Regions from separate parts of the Homo sapiens genome. Here region 2 is linked to region 1. A link is a loop called in an ENCODE intact Hi-C map of the cell type or tissue named here. Cell type or tissue: IMR-90. All regions are shown on one strand. Each heading gives the region's core, and the rest is flanking DNA. Links, peaks and the distances in the headings are about the cores only. Region 1 has its middle 49 kb from the start of MATCAP2. Region 2 has its middle 120 kb from the start of SEPTIN7.

Region 1 (10,360 bases), core at 1,168-9,167:
GAAAAGAGCCAGGTTTGGGGAGAAGATGCTAATCCCCGTTTTGGACAAGTTGAACTAGGGTGCCTATAGGTCAACTGCCCAGGCAGTTGGGAGCGGGTGGGGAAACCTGCCCTTCCAGAGCCTTCCATGATGGGTCTGCTGTGCTCCCGTCAAGGGTGGGACATTCCTCTATGAGAACACACATCAAACCGTGGAGTGCCTCGGCTGTCAGGCCTGCCTCCCAGCCAGACTGCACATGTAGAGAAGTAGAGGGAAGCTTACCTGAAGATGACAGTCCCGATGATGATGATGATGATGATGACGATGGTGATGATTGATCATGATGATGTTTTAAGAGCAGGGAGGCTGTTACCTTTTCTTATGGGCTGAAATGTGTCCCCTCAAAATTTATATTAAAATCCTAACCCCTAGTACTTTAGACTGTGACTTTATTTGCAAATAGGGTCATTGCAGACACAATTAAGATAAGGTCCTACTGGAGTAGAGTGAGCCCTTCATCCTATATGACTTAGTATTCATATAAGAAGAAGAAAAAACAGAAACAAACAGGGAGAGGGCCAAGTGGCCACGGAGGCAGAGATTACAGTGATGGAGCTGCAAGCCAAGGAACACTGCGGAGCAGCGTCCGAGGCTGGAAGAGGAGAGGCAGGGTCCTCCCTGCAGGCTTCAGAGGGAGTGGCCTCGCTCATACCTTGATTTTGGACTCCCTGACTCCAGTACCATGGGTGAATAAATTTCTCTAGTTGTAAGCCTCTCAATTGATGGTAATTTGTTATGACACCCCTAGGAGACTAATAGATGATCATGTCTGTATCCCCAGAACCTGGCACATCATGGCATTGGAGAAGCAAATGAATGAATGAAGTTCAGAGAGGGAATGCAGGAGAACTACTCAGCCCCACAAAGTCAGGTGGAATGTGGCTCTGCCCGCCTCCCCAAAGAAGGCTCTGTAGCCAAGAGCAGCAACAAATAGGCTGAGGGAGACCTGGGATGGTGCCGGTCTCCACCAGCTCACCTCCCTTGGTCTTGTCACCCAGGGCAGATCCTGATGTGGGGAGGGAGAGAGCAGAGAGCAGAGAAACCCTGGGGTTACCAGTGAAGCTTGTCTCTCACCTCAAGGGTGTCCTCTCCCTTCCTTGCTTTCTTCCACCACCACTACCCCATCCTCTCTGCAGTATCTCTGCGTCTGAGCATCAGAGCTAGGGTGACATTTACCCACCCTTTGGGAGTGGGTCCCTGGAAAGGTGCCAGGTGGAGCTGGAGGTTGAAGCAAGTTTCAGGGCATTGACAGGAAGAGAGTGAGGGAAGCCCTGGGTAGCACTAAGAGCATGGCTATAATGGGTGTTATGAGCCCAAACTCCTGTTCAGATCCTTTCCGGAAATTACTATTGGTGTGACTTTGGGAAAGTCACTCGACCCCTCTGAGCCTCTCAGTTTCTTTACCTGAAAAATGGAGGTATGTCTACTACCTTTAATATTGTCATAAAGATTAAATGAAATATATTTGGCATGAAATCGTCACCACCATCATTATCTTCAGTGGTGGCCAAGTGTCTCTAGGGAAGACAGGAGTGCAATGTGGATGGAAAGGTTTGGGGAGTTCCCAGACCACCCAAATCTGTGAGCAGGATGGCACTGAGAAATGCAGAACATGCCCTGGGGATGGGGGCAATTTTCTACAGTCTGGAGGATGTCTTTCAATCCTGGCTTCTGTGCAGAGCTGAGCAGTGTCCAGGGGTGGACGGTCCCCAGCCAAGCATGAGGAGGCCCCTTTGTGGGAGCCAACACCATACAGGGGGACAAGTTCAGATGTCAGGGCCCCATCAGAAGTGGGGGGCACAGAGTTTAAACCACCACTGAAAATAGGCAAGGGGACCCTTGTTGGAAGGAGTTTGCTGGGCATGAGAGAGGCCACCAGTGAGAGTAGGGGCAACCCTGACCTTCAGGGTCAAACCACATAAGGCAGGATTGCCCTGCAGCTTTTGGTTTTGGTGTCTGGCCAATTGCCAGTAGTCAGTGATGGAAGATGCCATTTCCCAAGTACTCTGCTGACTTCTATTGCGACAAATTATTTAATTAAATTATTATTGTTGGGAGGGCATTAGGGACTCGAGTTTTACTGAGCTAAGGAGTGAGTGCAGTGGGTGGGGGATAATGAAAGAAGTCAGATTGGAAGGAGGGTCACGGAAAACAAACGTCCTTGACAAAGGTGGGCGGGGCTCATGCAAATGAGACAGTCTAGGGAGCATTTCCTGCTACTTCCTGCTTTCTGGAAACTGCTTAGAAGGCTGAGTAGCTGAGGTTGACCTGAGAGCTTGGTTTTGCCCCAGAAACACACAGACAGCAGAAAGGAGACGGCAGAGGTTCAGGGGTAGCCAGGCCACCGGGCCACTGCAGGCCAGGAGTGCAGGCGCAGCCTGCGATAGCAAGGATAAGCTTCAAAGGCAAAGGTGAGGCCCTGTCCTAGGCACCCTGGGGCCTTGCTCTTGCTTCCCAGGGGTGTCTCCTGCTTCTGCCTTTATCCCTCCAGGAAGGTAGGGATGGAGGGAGGCACCCTCTTTTTCTCAAATCTGTGTGCCTGGGTGGCCAGGCTGGGCTTGGTAATGTGGAAAACTTGGGTCTGCAAGGGCAGTGAAGTTCGAAGGCCTGCTAAAGAGAGCAGCAGGAAAAGAGATGGTTCACCGACTCCCTCCTTCCAGGTGGCCTGGGGACGAGGAAGAAGGGAGAGAGATAAAAGGCCATGGAAGGGATTTCTCACCTGCTTCTGTTTTCCTGAGCTCTGGGGTCAAACCACATAAGGCAGGCTTCGCTTGGTGCTTTTGGTTCTGGGAGTGCCTAATATAGTGTCTGCTTAGCCGGCCGAATTCCGATCCACAGTCAGTGATGGAGGACGCAGTGTCTTGCTGACTTTCATCATGATGAATTATTTACTTAAAGGATCAATGCTCAGGGTGAGGCGCACTAAGGAGGACTCCAGTGATGAGGAGTGAGTGCGATTGGCTGGGGTTGTGGCTGCACCAGCATCAGCTACTTTGGACACAGCCAGAGAAGAGTGACAGGCTCCAGCCCCAGGCCTGCTGTGTATTGTGTGGTAGTCTCTTTGCTCTGAGTTCTGAGATACCTGGAAGTGGCATTTTAAAATAGAAATTCCAGAGATGGCTTTACCTCTTGGCAAATGGGCACCATACCTGTTCTATGCATGAAGGGTTCCTATGAATTTTCTGGACTATAAATCTCCCCCATTCTCTGGACTCTAAAAGCCCAAGGACAGAATCAGGAACACAAGGACTAGGCCGTCGATACCACCAGACTTGCTGAGTGATGGGGGGCAATTCCCCAGGCCTCCAGTTTCCTTCATGATATCCAGCAAGGAGAATTTTTCCCGGGGCAGTGGTCCTCACACGTAGATACCTGGAAGAATCACCCGTGGGACTTCCTGACCTGTGGATTCCTAAGCCCTAACCCAGAGTCTGATGAAGAAACATTGACTAGGCCTGGCCTGTGGCCCAGTTGAATTGGTGGCCATGCTCTGAGGCTCATACTTTGAGAAATACTGATGTGGAGGGAGTTGGTTAAAACAGGGTGCTGCCGTGTGTGTGTGTGTGTGTTACATATTTTCTTTACAGAAATGAGGTCTCGCTATCTTGCCTAGGCTGTCCTCAAACTCCTAGGCTCAAGCGATCCTCCCACCTCAGCCTCCCAAGTAGCTGGGAACGTACCGTCATGCCCAGTTTGAGCCTACCATAAATAATACTAAAGACGATATAGACGGGGCTGACTAAAATGTCAAGAACTGTGGTGGTTTATTTACTTGGAATTTTGGTGTGGCTTTCAATGGCTAGGTAAGGGATTCTTTCAGTAGCAAGGATGATAGCTACCTGGCCCTATGTCAGAGATCAGCCAGGCAGCTGAAAAAGTTTAGGATTGAAGCTGACAGACAGATAACAGCAGGGGAACTATTGTTACTGTGGCTATTTTATTAAAAGTCTTAAGTCCTTGGCTTCACTTTCCTAATGGAGCTGGCAGTGAGGATTTTTTCACTAATCTAATTACCAAACAAGACTGATGTTGGGTAAATCCTTACTATTTACAGAACTGGTAAGCAACTGCAGCTCTAGGAATTTCTCTGAAGTTTTCTTCTGAATTTTTCTGAACAGCATTGATCATCATTTACTTATCTAAGAAGACCAAATTGCAGAGAAGTTGGAAATCAGATCTTTTCATTCTTATCTCCTAGAGGGGTCTCATAGGTCTCCTGGCAAGAAGCAGTCAGACTCTGAGTGGTTTTGGCATTGAGGTTCTTGGGTGGAAGATGTGCTGCCAGCTAGGAGCAGTGAAAGCATAAGAGGATGAAAACTTCTAGGAGCCAGCCTCAGCCTCGGTCCCCACCATTGGCAGCTTCCAGATGGCTTCTGCAGGCTGTGGAGGCAAAGGCCTTCATTCTCATCCTCAACATTTAGTATGTTCATGTTCTTGTAGAATTGTCTCAGATAAAGCCACTCACATATCTAACTCCTAAAAACCTCAGAAGTTTGCCTAACAGCCCTCGGAAGGAACCTCAGTTTATAGGAGGTCTGTGTACCTGGAGGAGGGTGGGCTGGGATGAGAGGGAGTCAGACCTCTGCAATTTCCAGTATTTTATTTGAAGACAGTCCAGAGGCTTAAAGGGTCTGAAGGATGCATTATTACTGGGAATCCAGGGTCTGGTGAAAGCTAGAAAGCTGTTATCTAAGCAAAGGGGAGTTTAAGATTAGAAACTGAATTTCCCAGCCTTGCCTGTGCTCTAGAAACAATGGGGCTGGGTGCGGTGGCTCACTCCTGTAATCCGAGAACTTTGGGAGGTCGAGGCGGGCAGATCTCTCGAGGGCAGGAGTTCAATACCAGCCTGGCCAACATGGTAAAACCCAGTCTCTACTAAAAATAGAAGAATTAGCCGGGCGTGGTGGCACATGCTTGTAATCCCAGCTACTTGGGAGGCTGAGGTACAAAAATCGCTTGAACCCAAGAGGCAAAGGTTGCAGTGAGCCGAGATCACACCACTGCACTCCAGCCTGCGCGACAAAGCCAGCCTCCATCTCAAAACAAATAAACAAACCAACAAAAAGAAACAATGGGGACCTCAGTTTGTGGGACATTATTACTTGCTGAGCTGAGAAGCTTCTCTTGGCCAGAGGATCTAGTGACTTTCCCAAATACCTCCTTTCTCCCATTTCTCTAACAGGGAAAAAAGCTGGATTCACTGAGAAGTGTCTAAAGCAGTTGTGCTGTTGAGATAAAGCAGGATCTGAATTTCGAATTGCTCATCTCTCACACAGATATTACTTCAAATGGACACAATGAAATATTACTCAAAATATTTCTCGACTGAAAACTGGAAATATACAGAATATGTATATTGTTTTTAAGGCCAAATCATCTCAAGGAATTTTATGACAGATTTGTCAGTGTGAAATTTACATTGGATGGAGGAGGAAACCTTTTAGAATAGGCCTACAGGAGACTTCGGTAACTCCCTTTCTTGGGTTCTTTAAAATATATACATCTTTCCTACAACACTTACACTTGCTTGAAATCAGAGTTTAGGTTAGGATTTAGCTGCAAGTGTCAACTTGCAAGATTAAACATTTTAGGGGACCTCCAGTCAAAGATAAACTGCTGGAAGGGAGAAGAGCGGGAGAAGGGAAAAATAAAAGAGCCAGTGCTCCCTCTAGTGGGGAATTGTGGAGAAGCATGCAGAGATTCTTGGTGCCCTTGATGCTCAAAAGCTGGAGGATGTTCTCTGCTTGCTAATTTTTGTTTTTTCTTTTATTTTCTTTTTTTTTTTTTTTGAGACAGAGTCTCACTCTGTTGCCCAGGCTGGAGTGCAGTGGTGGGCAATCTCAGCTCACTGCAACCTCAGCCTCTTGGGTTCAAGCGATTCTCCTCCTGCCTTAACCTTCCGAGTAGCTGGGATTATAGGCGCATGCCACCACCCGGCTAATTTTTGTATTTTTAGTAGAGACGGGGTTTCACCATATTGGCCAGGCTGGTCTTGAACTCCTGACCTCAAGTGATCCATCCACCTGCCTCGGCCTCCCAAAGTGCTAAGATTACAGGCGTGAACCACAGTGCCCAGCCTCTGCTTATTAAAGTCTAATTGCTGACTAGAACACTCCAACTGTCTCACCAAAGAGCAAATTAGAGCTCCAACACAAATGAGTGACAAAAAGAATTACTGTCTTCTTCCATTCAGGAGTGTCAGTTGATGTGTAGGACCATATTTTCATGAAGATGTAACAGTAATTAAGTAGGAAAGTACTCCTAATATAATAGAGGTATTTTTAAATGGCAAGAGAACAAAATATCTGGTTTATCTAAATGTGGATATTTACACCTTAGGTCATTACATATTAAGAATTTGAATCTATATGGTGACAGGATTTTTTCAGGTTTATCTCACCCCGATGTTGGGGGAAAAAAATCTCCAGAACTCTATAGTCTCTTGAAATGATTGTCCACTGAAGTTCCACGTATTCATAAAGTGCTCCCACAACTTGCTGACAAGCATAGGTATTTTACATCCTGCCATGAGTTTCAAGACATTAACTCCTTTAGCTATCAAAAATGGATAAAAACCACAGGTGACTGACAAGACTTTCACAAGTGCAGACAAAGGTTTGGATTCAAAGCCTGGTCATATGGTTTGGCTGTGTCCCCACCCAAATCTCATCTTGAATTCCCACATGTTGCAGGAGGGAATCAGTGGGAGGTAATTGAATCATGGGGGCAGGTCTTTCCCATGCTGTTCTCGTGACAGTGAATAAGTCTTATGAGATTTGATGGTTTCATAAGGGGGAGTTTCCCTGCACAAGCTCTCTTCTCTTGTCTGCTGCCATGTGAGACATGCCTTTCACCTTCTGCCATGACTGTGAGGCCTCCCCAGCCATGTAAAACTGTAAGTCCAATAAACCTCTTTCTTCTGTAAATTGCCCAGTCTCGGGTATGTCTTTATCAGCAATGTGAAAACTGACTAATATAGTAAATTGGTCCCAGCAGTGGGGTGCTGCTGAAAAGATACCCAAAAAATTGAAAGCGACTTTGGAAGTGGGTAATAGGCAGGGATTGGAACAGTTTGGAGGCTTCAGAAGAAGACAGGAAAATGTGGGAAAGTTTGGAACTCCCCAGAGACTTGTCGAATGGCTTTGACCAAAATGCTGATAATGATATGGACAATGAAATCCAGGTTGAGGTGGTCTCAGATGGAATTGAGGAACTTGTTGGGAACTGGAGCAAAGGTGACTCTTGTTATGTTTTAGCAAAGAGAGGGACAGGATTTTGCCCCTACCCTAGAGATTTGTGGAGCTTTGAACTTGAGAGAGATGATTTAGGGTATTTGCTGGAAGAAATTTCTAAGCAGCAAAGCATTGGAGAAGTGACTTGGGTTTTTTGGTTTTTTTGTTTTTTTAAGACAGAGTCTCACTCTGTCACCCAGGCTGCAGTGCAGTGGCATGATCTCAGCTCACTGCAACCTCTGCCTCCCAGGTTCAAGCGATTCTCCTGCCTCAGCCTTTGAAGTAGCTGGGATTACAGGCGTGCGCCACCATGCCCAGCTAATTTTTTGTATTTTTAGTAGAGACAGCATTTCACCATGTTGGCCAGGCTAGTGTCAAGCTCCTGACTTCAGGTGATCCACCTGCCTCAGCCTCCCAACATGCTGGAATTACAGGTGTGAGCCACCGCACCCAGACAGCATTCAGTTTTAAATGGGAAGCAGAGCATAAAAGTTTGGGAAGCTTGCAGCCTGACAATGTGATAGAAAAGAAAATCCCATTTTCTGAGGAGAAATTCAGGCTGGCTGCAGAAATTTGCGTAACGAGGAGCTGCATGTTAATCACCAAGACAATAGGGAAAATGTCTCCAGGACATGTCAGAGACCTTTGTGGCAGTCCCTCCCATAACAGGCCCTCAGGTTTAGGAGGAAAAAATGGTTTCATGGGCTGGGCCCAGGGTCCCTGTGCTGTATGCAGTCTAGGGACTTGATGCCCTGCATCTCAGCTGCTCCAGCGATGACTAAAAGGGGCCAAGGCACAGCTTGGGCTATTGCTTCAGATGGTGGAAGCCCCAAGCCTTGGCAGCTTCTATGTTGTGTGGATTCAAAGCCTGGTCATATGGTTTGGCTGTGTCCCCACCCAGATCTCATCTTGAATTCCCACATGTTCAAGAATTGAGGTTAGGGAACCTCTGCGTAGATTTCAGAGGATGTATGAAAATGCCTGGATGCCCAGGCAGAAGTTTGCTGCAGGGGCAGGTCCCTCATGGAGAACCTCTGCTAGGGCAGTGCAGAAGGCAAATGTGGGGTGGGAGCCTCAACAGAGTCCCTACCGGGTCACCACCTAGTGGAGCTGTAAGAAGAGGGCTACCGTCCTCCAGACTCCAGAATGGTAGATCCACCGATAGCTTGCACATGGAGAAGCCACAGACATTCAACGCCAGCTAGTGAAAGCAGCCAGATGGGGGACCGCAAAGCCACAGGGGTGAAACTACCCAAGGCCATGGGAGCCCATCTCGTGCATCAATGTGACCTCGGTGTGAGACATGGAGTCAAGGGAGACAATTTTGGAGATTTAAGATTTGACTGCCCACTAGATTTCAGACTTGCATGGGGCCTGTCACCCCTTTGTTTTGGCCAATTTCTCCCATTTGGAATGGCTGTATTTACCCAATGCCTGTATCTCCATTGCATCTAGGAAGTAACTAACTTGATTTTGATTTTACAGGCTCATAGGAGGAAGGGACTTGCCTTGTCTCGGATGAGACTTTGGACTGTGGACTTTTGAGTTAATGCTGAAATAAGACTTTGGGGGACTACTGGGAAGGCATGATTGGTTTTGAAATGTGAGGACATGCGATTTGGGAGAGGCCAGGGCGGAATGATATTGTTTGGATGGGTCTCCACCCAAATCTCATCTTGAATTCTCACGTGTTGTGGGAGGGACTTGGTGGGAGGTAATTGAATCATGGGGGCAGGTCTTTTCCATGCTGTTCTCGTGGTAGTGAATAAGTCTCACGAGATCTGATGGTTTTATAAGGGGGAGTTTCCCTGCACAAACTCTCTTCTCTTGTCTGCTGCCATGTGAGACGGGCTTTTCACCTTCACCTTTCACCACGGGCTTTTCACCTTCACCTTTCACCATGATTGTGAGGCCTCCCCAGCCACGTGGAACTGTAAGTACAATAAACTTCTTTCTTTTGGAAATTGCCCAGTCTCAGGTATGTCTTTATCAGCAGCATGAAAACTATTATACCTGGTTACTTGCCCCTGATGGGTGAGGGCACCACACTCTTCTCTCCATCCTGGCTTCATGCTCATCTTCTTAAAGATACAGTGTTGGCTCCCATGGGCATCTGCAGGAGGTCTCAGGGGATCTCCCACAGGCCTATGATGACCCAGGCAACTGCATTCCTGGTCTACTACTTCCCCTGGGAAGGTGCTTTTATTCCAAACATAAGCCTTGCAAAAAGCAGTAATAAAATCCTGTGCAAAAAGCAGTAATAAAATCCTGTGAACAATCACCATTTAGCAAATTATCTTCCCCTCTGCTTCAAACACACAGGCAGGCCCACTGACCAGAGTGTACATTTTTTCTGTAGCACTTTTTGGTCAAGGGAATGTGGCTGTGCCATAACCTTCTTCTGTGCTTCTTCTCTTCTCTTCTCTTATTCACCAGAGGATCTCTGGTAATCAGCACAGGTCCTGCTTGATACGTTCTGCATAAAAGTTTATTAAATGAACAGGATAGTACCTTAAGACAAAATTGTCCCTCTGAGGCCAGGCATGGTGGCCCATGCCTGTAATCCCAGCACTTTGGGAGGCAAAGGCAGGTGGATCACCTGAAATCAGGAGTTTGAGAGCAGCCTGGCCAACATGGTGAAACTAAAAATACAAAAAAATTAGCCAGGCACAGTGGCGGATGCCTGTAATCCTAGCTGCTTGGGAGGCTGAGGCAGAAGAATCACCTGAACCCAGGAGGTGGAGGTTGCAGTGAGCCGAGATCGCACCATTGCACTCCAGCTTGGACAACAAGAGTGAAACTCCGTCTCAAAAAAAGAAAAAAAATTGTCCCTCTGATATGGTTTGGCTGTGTCCCCACCCAAATCTCATCTTGAATTGTAGCTCCCAAGATTCCCACGTGTCATGGGAGGGACCTGGTGCGAGGTAATTACGTCATGGGGGCAAGTCTTTCCTATGCTGTTCTTATGACAGTGAATAAGTCTCATGAGATCTGATGGTTTTATAAAGGGGAGTTCCCCTGCACATGCTCTCTTGCCTGCCGCCATGTAAGACATCACTTTGCTCTTCCTTCATCTTCCACCATGATTG
Region 2 (10,360 bases), core at 950-8,949, 400 kb before region 1:
GGCACTTCTCTTTGCCTTGAAAGCAGGTACAGCGGACCTTCCTGGCATCAGAAAAAGGCCTCCAGAAAAAGAGACACAGGTACTAGCAATTGCAAATTATCCAGAGCCCTTCTAAGTTGTAAGATCTGAAGGAAATGTCTGCCATCTATATTCTCAGCCACACTTAGTTTCTTAATCTGCAAGATGGAATTAATAATAGTACTTACTTTATGACGCTGTTGCAGAAATTCATTGAATTGCTACACGCCAAACACTGAGAACCCAGCTGGGCATATAATAAGCATTCTATTGCATGGCATTATTGCCATCATTTTTACTTCTATTACTGCTACTGCTTGTAACTGCTTGTGCTTTTTTGATATGAAAGTCCACCATCAGGGAGCACTGTAGTGGAAAAGGTATTAGGCCAGGCATAGCCTTTAGTTCTCTGGCCTTGGGTCCTTCATCTGTGATATTCAGTTAACAATACCTAGCCAGTAGGGGTGTTAAAGATTAAATAAATGTGAGAATGTGCCTGTTGCTTAATCTTCCTCAGAGGGTTATGGACTCTCAGAGCCACAAGAAGGTCATCTCTCCTTTGCTCCTCGTATGCTGGGATCTGCCACATCAATGGCAACAGGTGGGCCTCCAGAATTTGCTCCAGGTGTTTGGAAGTCCTGACACCCTCCTGATCTTCTCTGTAACATGCACACTTTGGCCTGTGTCAGTTTGCTGGAACCACATCAGGCCGGCCCTCTTCCTGGGACAAAATTCTTTCTTTTTATCTTTCTTTCTTTCTTTCTCTTTCTTTCTTTCTTTTTCTCTCTCTTTCTTTCTTTCTCTTTCTCTCTTTCTTTCATCTTTCTTTCTTCCCCTTCCTTCCCTTCCTTCCTTCCTTCCCTTCATTCCTTCCTTCCTTCTTTCTTTCCTTCCTTCCTTCTTTCCTTCCTTCCTTCCTTCTTTCTTTCCTTCCTTCCTTCTTTCCTTCCTTCCTTCCTTCTTTCCTTCCTTTCTCTCAACTCCAGTGTCCTGGCTGAAGTGCAGTGCACTGAACATTGCTCACTGCAGCCTTCACCTCTTCAGCTCAAGCGATCCTCCAACCTCAGCCTCCCAGTAGCTGGGACTACAGATGCATGCCACCATGCCTAACTAATTTTTGTATTTTTTGTAGTAACAGGATTTCACCACATTGCCTAGTCCAGTCTCAAACTCCTGGCCTAAAGTGAGCCTTACACCTTGGCCTCCCAGAGTGCTGGGATTACAGGCATGAGCCACTGCACCTGCCCAGGAACAGAATATTGACCGCCATTTTAAAAGAATTCAAGAAGTTTGCTTGAATTCACGATCAAGCAGCTCACCAGCTGGGAATAATATAATGCCAATTTTTAGAGTAATGGCTAAATAAATCAGGATATAGCCATAGAACAGAATACTATGTAGAAAGCGAGAATGAAGTATTCCTTTATTTCTTCTTAAGGAAATACGTCTAAGCATAACATTGAGAAAGAATGAGGTATTCCTTTATTTCCTATTAAAGAAAGAACTCTAATCATAACTTTGAGTGATAAAAGCAGGTCATATGCTATAATAACATTTAAATAATGCACACAAAATATAGCATATTTTAATTATATAGGAATGTTTATATGCATTCCATATTGTGACAGTTAATTTTAAATATCTCATGGCTAGGCCATGGCTGAATACTATCTTAGATGTTTTTGTAAAGGTATTATTTAGGTAAGATTAACATTTAGATCAGTGTACTTTGAATAAAACAGATTACTCTCCATAGTGGGATGGGCCTCACTTAATCAGTTGAAGGCCTTAAAAGAAATAAGGCTGACCTCCCCCAAGGAAGAAGGAATTATGCCTCCGGGCTTTCTTTGGACTCAGGGTGCAACATCACTTCTTCCCTGGGTCTCCACACTGATGGCTGGAGTTACCCTGCCTGCATATTTTGGACTTGCCAGCTTCCACAATTGTGTGACCCAATTCCTTACAATAAATCTCTCTCTCTTCTCTCTTTCTGTCCCTCTCTCTCTCTCTCTCTCTCTATATATATATATACACACACACACATAAATATATATAGATTATGTACACATATGTATATATACATAAACCTATGTATACATACCTATTCCTTACCAATTCCTTACAATAAATCTCTATTCTCTCTCTTTCATTCTCTCTCTATATATGCATACAAGTATATAGATATGTACGTGTGTGTATATATACATAAATATATGTATACATAGATATGTGTACATAGATATGTATGTGCACGTAGATATGTGTATATAGATATGTATTTGCACATATGTATATGCACACGTATCCATGCATACCTACATATATTTATGTACACATATGCATGCGTGTGTACACATATAATGTATGTGTACATATATGTATACATGCACGTACATATATGTATATATGTATATATACACAGATGCATGCATGTACATATATGTATATATGCGTATGTACACAGGTGCATGTATACATGTGTATATATACATGCATATACACATGTATACATGTGTACATATATATACACACATATACATATATGAAATAAAGGGGTGGGTCTGGCTAGTTATCTGCAGCAGGAACATGCCCTTAAGGCACAGATCGCTCATACACATATATATATATACACACACACATGCAAATGTTCACCCATGCACCTGCTCATACACACACACTTCTGGAATTGGGTAGGGAAGGAAGGACAGTAGGGACCAGGGACATTTTAGACTTATCTGAATTGTTTTCATTTTTTAACAAAGAAAACTTACGCAAGCATTAATTTTGCAATTAAAAGGCATTCAAACATTTTGCTGCAGGCACTGACCAATATCCCCTGTGAAATATCACTAATGTCATGTTACTTACCTCTGTTAATGTTACGAAATTACACTATTTCTGTTTTCTGCTTTCCTAGTTTCCTGTTGCACCGTTTTTCATCTCTGCATGGTTCCACTGTCATCTAGCTTTTTGAAAAACTCATTTTGTTTGCTCTCCTTCCAGGTCCTGGCTTCCTGTCCTGGCCATCCAATCATATCCACCGCAAACAGGCCTTGTTCCTCTGTCACTGCAGGCCAGCTCTGAACCGTCTCTTTTCTTCCACTGACATAGAAAGATGAGATGTGTCAGCACCCTTGCAAACATGAAAGCCTAGCCAGTGAAGTGCTGAGTGCTGGAAGCTTTGCCTGGGGCATGAACAGGTAGAGAAACTGCAGATTCTGTGTCAGATGAAGTGACTCAAAGGGACAGAATGGCCATCTTTGGACAGTTTAAGAGCTTTTATAAGGAAGAGGAATCAGAACTCACTTCATGTGGTGCATGGTGCCAAATCAACAAGATAAGTGTTCCCAGGAAGCAGATTTCAGCCCATCTCAGCTCACTTCAACCTCTGCCTCCCGGGTTCAAGTGATTCTCCCACCTCAGCCTCCCGAGTAGCTGGGATTACAGGTATGTGCCACCATACCCAGCTAATTTTTGTATTTTTAGTAGAAACGGGGTTTCACCACATTGCCCAGGCTGATTTTGAACTCCTGAGCTCAAGGGATCCACCCACCTCGGCCTCCCAAAGTGTTGGGATTACAGGCTTGAGCCACAGCGCCTGACCTATATGCGTATTTTATGTCCAAATTAAAAAGGACTATAAATAAATATGAGAGTCTTGTTATGTGTGCTGAAGTGTTTAGGGGTGAAATGTACTAATGCTGCAATTCATTTTGAAATGCCTCCAAATAGGATGGTTTGAGGGATGGATAGTTGAATAGATTATATGATAAACTGAGCATAATGAAATGATAATTGTAGACTTCAGGGGTGGGTATGGATGTTCACTGCAAAATTCTTTCAACTTTTCATTAAGTTTGAACATTTCTTAAGAGTGTTAATTCATTTATTTTTTAGAGACAGGGTCTTGCTCTGTTTCCCCGGCAGGAGTGCAATGATGTGATCCTAGCTCACTGCAGCCTCAACTCCTGGGCTCAAGGGATGCTCCCTTCTCAGCCTCCCAAGAAGCTGAAACTACGAGTGCGCTCCACTGCATTTGGCTAATTACCCAGGCTGGTCTCAAACTCTTGTCCTCAAGTGATCCTCCCACCTTGGCCTCCCAAATTGTTAGGATTACAGGTGTAAGCCCCACACCCCAAACGTTTTTATAATAAAACACTGAAGGGAAATTCTGATGCTGAGACCCTGCACTTACATCTGTTAATGAGATCTTTCCTCAATTAAATATGCTGCCATTGGAAATTGGTACATTTCTTCGTCAAGGGCAACAGTTTGTCAAGGGCAACATACACATATTCCTGGGAGAAGTGACACTGTGGGAGATTGTTGAGCTTTTTTACCCCTAAAAATGAACTTATCGGGGAATACGTTCATGATCTCTCCACAGGTTCTAATAATGAGGGGAGACCTGGGTTCTGCACCTGGCCTTGTTGTCGTGGTTACTGTTGCTTTCAGGCAATGGCACCTGTTCTCCAGGTGTGAGTCTGGACTTGTACTTGCTTTAGCCATATATGGCCACCAGAGGGCGCAGTTACCCCACAGTTGCCTGGAGCATCCACACCCCTCAAACTCACAGCTTGAAATGTCACCTGCAGCCGTCTGAGGTCATCCACGGTTATTTTCTTTTTCTTTTCTTTTCTTTTCTTTTTCTTTCTTTCTTTCTTTCTTTCTTTCTTTCTTTCTTTCTTTCTTTCTCTCTTCCTTCTTTCTTTTTTCTTCCTTTCTTTTTCTTTCTTTCTTTTTCTTTCTTCTCTCTCTTTCTTCTTTCTTTCTTTTCTCTCTCTCTCTCACTCCCTTCCTTCTTTCCGTCTTTCCTTCTATCCTTCCTTCCTTCTCCCCTCCTTTCCCCTCCCCTCCTCTCCCCTTCCCGAAAGAGTTTCGCTCTTGTTGCCCAGGCTGGAGTGCTGTGGCACGCTCTCGGCTCACTGCAACCACTGCCTCCTGGGTTCAAGTGATTCTCCTGCCTCAGCCTCCCAGGTAGCTGGGATTACAGGTGCCCGCCATCATGCCCGGCTAATTTTTGTATTTTTAGTAGAGACGGGGCTTCCCCATGTTGGCCAGGCTAGTCTTGAACTCCTGACCTCAGGTGATCCACCCTCCTTAGCCTCCCAAAGTGCTGGGATGACAGGTGTAAGCCACTGTGGCTGGACATCCACGGCTATTTTCCTCATGCCTCACCTTCCCCTGTTGGTTCAGTGACCCTCAAAGGACAGAGCCTCTGTGCCATGGGCCCTTCCCCTGGATCTGTGCATTGTCTAATATGACTGGACCCTCCTCCTCACCCCTCATCCTGCCCCAGCTCCTCTGATGACATCATCGGCTCTGGAACTGCCACTCAGCCTCTTGCAAGAGGGTCCCCTCCCTCCGACCCCACTGTCCCCTCAGGACCCCAATTCCGCTGGCACCATCTGGTGCAGGGAGTCTTTTTTTTCTCCTATACCCCACATACCGCAGAATCTAAAGTAGGGTCTATATCCTCCATGCTTCCTGTGGTTGCGTCCAAGACATTTCTCTTCCAAAGGCAGCAGAGTCACCTGCTGTCCCTCTCGGTGACTGCTGTCTGCTGGTCTTCTGCTTACACCTCCTCATCCACTGAGGACTTGGGCTCTCAGTTGACAGTGTTCTCCATCATTCTTGTCATGTCGTTAGAGGGATTGCTGCCTGGCAACCCCTCTACATTCCCCAGGAGGTTTGCAACAGTGATTTCATACAAGACGTTGGCGTCGTCACCCACGTGGACATGCCAGGCTACTCCCTGAGGGCGTCATCACCCACGTGGACAGGCCAGGCTACTCCCCGAGGGTGATGTCACCCACGTGGACAGGGCAGGCTACTCCCTGTCTCTCTGGGCACCAGGACTGCTGCAGCTCCAGTGACCTTTTCCAGTGTGCCTCTCAGCCACCTCTCCCTGCCTGCGGTCACACCTGGGACCCTCCATCACCCAGAAAGGAGACTTCAGACAGCTCCCCACTGACCTCTCTCGTTCCAGAACTCTCCACTTGGCCTCATCACCTCACTGTCACTCTCTCTGTGTCCACTGCCTTCCTTAATCATCGTTCATAATTAAAATCAACTCCTGCAGGGCGAGGTGATTCACGCCTGTAATCCCAGCACTTTGGGAGGCCGAAGCGGATGGATCACTTGAGGTCAGGTGTTTGAGACCAGCCTGGCCAACATGGCGAAACACCCGTCTCTACTGAAAATACAAAAATTAGCCAGGTGTGGCGGTGGGCACCTGTAATCCCAGCTACTGGGAAGGCTGACGCAGGAGAATCACTTGAATCCGGGAGGTAGAGGTTGCAGTGAGCTGAGATCACACACCACTGCACTCCAGCCTGGGTGACAGAGGGAGACTCCTTCTCAAAAAAAATAAATAAGTAAACTCCTTTTTCTCTCTCTCTCCTGACATTGTTCCCCTCAACAAGGGTGACATGAACGGGCTAGATGTCTTGCGTCTGCACCTGACAGCCAAGCATCACTGGGAAAGCACACACTCAGCTGAACTTTTACTTTATTTATTCATCTATTTATTCATTTGTTTATTTATTTTAGAGACAGCTTCTCACTCTGTCACACAGGCTGGAGTGCAGTGGTGTGATCAGAGCTCGCTGGAGCCTCCACCTCCTGGGCTCAAGCGATCCTCCCACCTCAGCCTCCCTGGGAGCTGGAATCATAGACGTGCACCACACCACGCCCAGCTGATTTTCTAATTTTCTGTAGAGATGAGGTCTCATCATGTTGCCCAGGCTGCTGTTGAACTCCTGGCCTCAAGCAATCCTCCTCACCTCAACCCCTCAATGTGCCGGGATTACAGGTGTGAGCCACCATGTCTGGCTGTACTGCCCAGGCTGGAGTGCAGTGGAGCGATCTCGGCTCACTGCAATCTCTGCCTCCTGGGTTCAAGCGATTCTCCCACCTCAGCCTTCTGAGTAGCTGGGATTACAGGTGCCCACAACCATGCATGGCTAGCTTTTATATTTTAAGTAGAGATGGGGTTTCACCATGTTGGTCAGGCTGGTCTCAAATTCCTGGCCTCAGGTGATCCACCTACCTCGGCCTCTCAAAGTGCTGGGATTACAGGAGTAAGCCACTGAGCTCGGCCTGGCCAGACTTTCACTTTAAATTCACAGACTTCAAGTAGGCTGCCTGGCAACCGCTTTATATTCCCCCAGGAGGTTTGCAACGGTGATTTCATACTTCCTCTCTCTCTCCTCAAACCTCCTGTGCTTCCTTCCCTCCCTCTCTTCTGCTCAGCTGAAGCTCACTTCTCTAACGTTATTAGAAGCCATCAGAGTGAATATTCTTTTTTTTTCTCTCTCTCTTTTTTGAGACAAAGTCTTGCTCTGTCGCCCAGGCTGGAGTGCAGTGGTGCAATCTCACTCCAAGCTCCGCCTCCTGGGTTCACGCCATTCTCCTGCCTCAGCCTCCCTAGTAGCTGGAACTACAGGCGCCCGCCACCACGCCCGGCTAATTTTTTGTATTTTTAGTAGAGACGTGGTTTCACTGTGCTAGCCAGGATGGTCTCAATCTCCTGACCTCGTGATCCGCCCACCTTGGCCTCCCAAAGTGCTGGGATTACACGCGTGGACTGTGACCGGCCCAGAGTGAATATTCTTATCTTCCCACCACCCACCGACTGTGTCTCTGTTCCTTCCACTGTCACTGTGTAATAATTGCCCTTCTGGGGCTGGGCATGGTGGCTCATGCCTGTAATCCCAGCACTTTGGGAGGCTGAGGTGGGAGGACTGCTTGAGGCCAAGAGCTTGAGACCAGCCTGGGCAACATAGTGAGACTCTATCTCTACAAAAAGTTTAAAAATTAGCAAGGGTCTGGGTGCGGTGGGTCCCGCCTGTAATCCTAGCACTTTGGGAGGCTGAGGCGGGCGGATCACCTGAGGTCAGGCGTTCAAAACCAGCCTGGCCAACATGGTGAAACCCTGTCTCTACAAAAATACAAAAATTAGCAGGGCCTGGTGGCATGTGCCTGTAATTCCAGCTACTTGGGAGGCTGAGGCAAAAGGATCACTTGAACTCGGGAGGCGGAGGTTGCAGTGGACCGAGATCGTGCCATTGCACTCCAGCGTGGGTGACAGAGCAAGACTGCATCTCAAAAAATTAAAAAAAATAAAAATAAAAGTTAGCAAGGCATGGTGGTGTGCACCTGTGGTCCCAGCTACTCAGGAGGAGCTGGGAGGATCTCTTGAGCCCAGAAGTTCAAGGCTGCAGTGAGCTGTGATTGGGTCACTGCACACCAGCCTGGGCGATGGAGTGAGACCTTATCTCTTAAAAAAAAAAAAAAAGAATTGTCCTTTTGATTGATGAAGCCGCGGACCACCCTGAGCTGTGCTTCCTATTCCTTCTGGCTTTCCCAAGCTTTTCTTGTCCACCGGAAGCTTTCACTAGAAGGTAGAGGACTGGCTCTGTAGTTGGGAACTACAGTTGGGAACATTCAAGAATATTCTATTAACATATTTACATTTTTTAAATATTTGGTTTTAAGAATATCAGCCCCCTTGGCCCGGCACAGTGGCTCACGCCTGTAATCCCAGCACTTTGGGAGACTGCGGTGGGCCGATCACCTGAGGTCAGGAGTTCAACGTCAGCCTGACGAACATGGTGAAACCCTGAATCTACTAAAAAAATACAAAAATTAGCCAGGTGTGGTGGTGGGTGCCTGTAATCCCAGCTACTCGAGAGGCTGAGGCAGGAGAATTGCTTGAACCCGGGTGGCAGAGGTTGCAGTGAGCCGAGAGCAAGCCACTGCACTCCAGCCAGAGCAACAGAGTGAGATGCTATCTCCAAAAAAAAAAAAAAAAAAAAGAATATTACTATCAGTCACTCCTTGATATAACTGGAGATCTGAGATAACATAACAGCTGTGGCACCGCTATGAACCAGAGAGAGGACAGGAGGCTTCCCCAAGGGCAGCTGTAGTTCAGTAATCCGTTAACAAAAGTCTCCCTTCTAAAGTCTCCACCATTTTTTTTAAGACAGAGTCTCACTCTGTCACCCAGGCTGAAAATGCAGTGGCACGATCTCAGCTCACTACAGCCTCTGCCTCCCAGCTTCAAGTGATTCTCCTGCCTCAGCCTCCCAAGTAGCTGGGACTAAAGGCATGTGCCATCACGCCCAGCTGATTTTTGTTTTTTTTTTTTTTTTTTTAGCAGAGTTGGGGTTTCACCATGTTGGCCAGGCTGGTCTCAAACTCCTGACCTCAGGTGATCCTCCCACCTCGGCCTCCCAAAGTCCTGGGATTACAGGTGTGAGCCACCGTGCCCGGCCTAATTTTTGTATTTTTAATACAGATGGGGTTTCACCATGTTGGTCAGGCTGATCTTGAACTCCTGACCTCGAGATCCACCCGTATCGGCCTCCCAAAGTGCTGGGATTGCAAGCGTGAGCCACCACGCCAGGCCTTATATGTGTTTTTCTAAATGCACTTAGAAATCAATGGGTAGGGCTTGGCTGCTTTAGGAAACCGTTCCAGAACTCTACTCTGCCCATAGACCCAGAAAAACACAAATGAGGACAAATAAGGAAAGCTTAGGTTTTCCCTGGAGAAAGAGGAAAGGTAGAAACAGACAGGACCAGACGACCGGCCAGACAAGACCACGTGTAAGTGCCAAAAGAACCACACAGGCCACGCCTTTAATTCCAGCACTTTGGGAGGCCAAGGTAGAAAATCACTTGAGGCCAGGAGCTTGAGGACAGTTTGAGAACAGCTTGGGCAACATAGCAAGACCCCATCTCTACAAAAAATTTTTTAAAGTCTGGGTATAGTGGCTCATACCTATAATGCCAACACTTTGGGAGGCTGAGGTGGAAAATTGATCACTTGAGCCCACAAGTTCAAGACCAGCCTGAGCAACATAGTGAGACCCTGTGTCTATAAAATTTTTTTTAAATTAGGCATGGTGGCCTACATCTGTAGTCCCAGCTACTTAGGAAACTGAGGCAGGAGGATCCCTTGAACCCAGGTTGATGCTGCAGTGAGCTGTGTTCATGCCACTGCACTCCAGCCTGGGTGACAAAGCGAGACCCTCTCTCTCAAGAAAAAAATGTTTTTTTAATTAGCTGGGCATGGTGGCATGCCAAGAGCAGAAATTTGTCAGGGTATTAAGTTGAAACAATAACAGTCCTTTAAAACTTTTATATGCTTAAAAAAAATGACCTTATGCCCCCACCCACTCCATTCCCTCCTGGTTTAACTACTGCTTATGTTTTATTTTTATTTTTTTGTTGAGACGGGGTCTTGCTCTGTTGCCCAGGCAGGAGTGCAGTGGCACGATGATAGCCCAATGCAGACTGGAACTCCTGGGCTCAAACAGACCATCTGTTTCTGG

Evidence for each region. Hi-C counts contacts between places; a loop is a spot of excess contacts. Peaks named below come from ENCODE experiments on the same cell type or tissue, not always from the same donor. Only the 100,000 strongest peaks of a DNase experiment are listed, where the experiment ranks them.
Region 2: it touches region 1 in a loop (11-fold over the local background); 30 of 110 quality-filtered maps call a loop at or near these places.

The regions. Positions count from the first base shown.
Region 1 is chr7:36,313,515-36,323,874 of GRCh38, forward strand. No RefSeq gene overlaps it. Among named protein-coding and RNA genes, the nearest start is that of MATCAP2, 49 kb to the right of the region's middle. In IMR-90, for the core only: a CTCF peak has its summit at 5,712 (motif pointing left); no DNase peak of the experiment used is centred there; H3K27me3 peaks cover 161 bases.
Region 2 is chr7:35,912,625-35,922,984 of GRCh38, forward strand. It overlaps a transcript of SEPTIN7 not described here. Among named protein-coding and RNA genes, the nearest start is that of SEPTIN7, 120 kb to the left of the region's middle. In IMR-90, for the core only: a CTCF peak has its summit at 4,540 (motif pointing right); no DNase peak of the experiment used is centred there.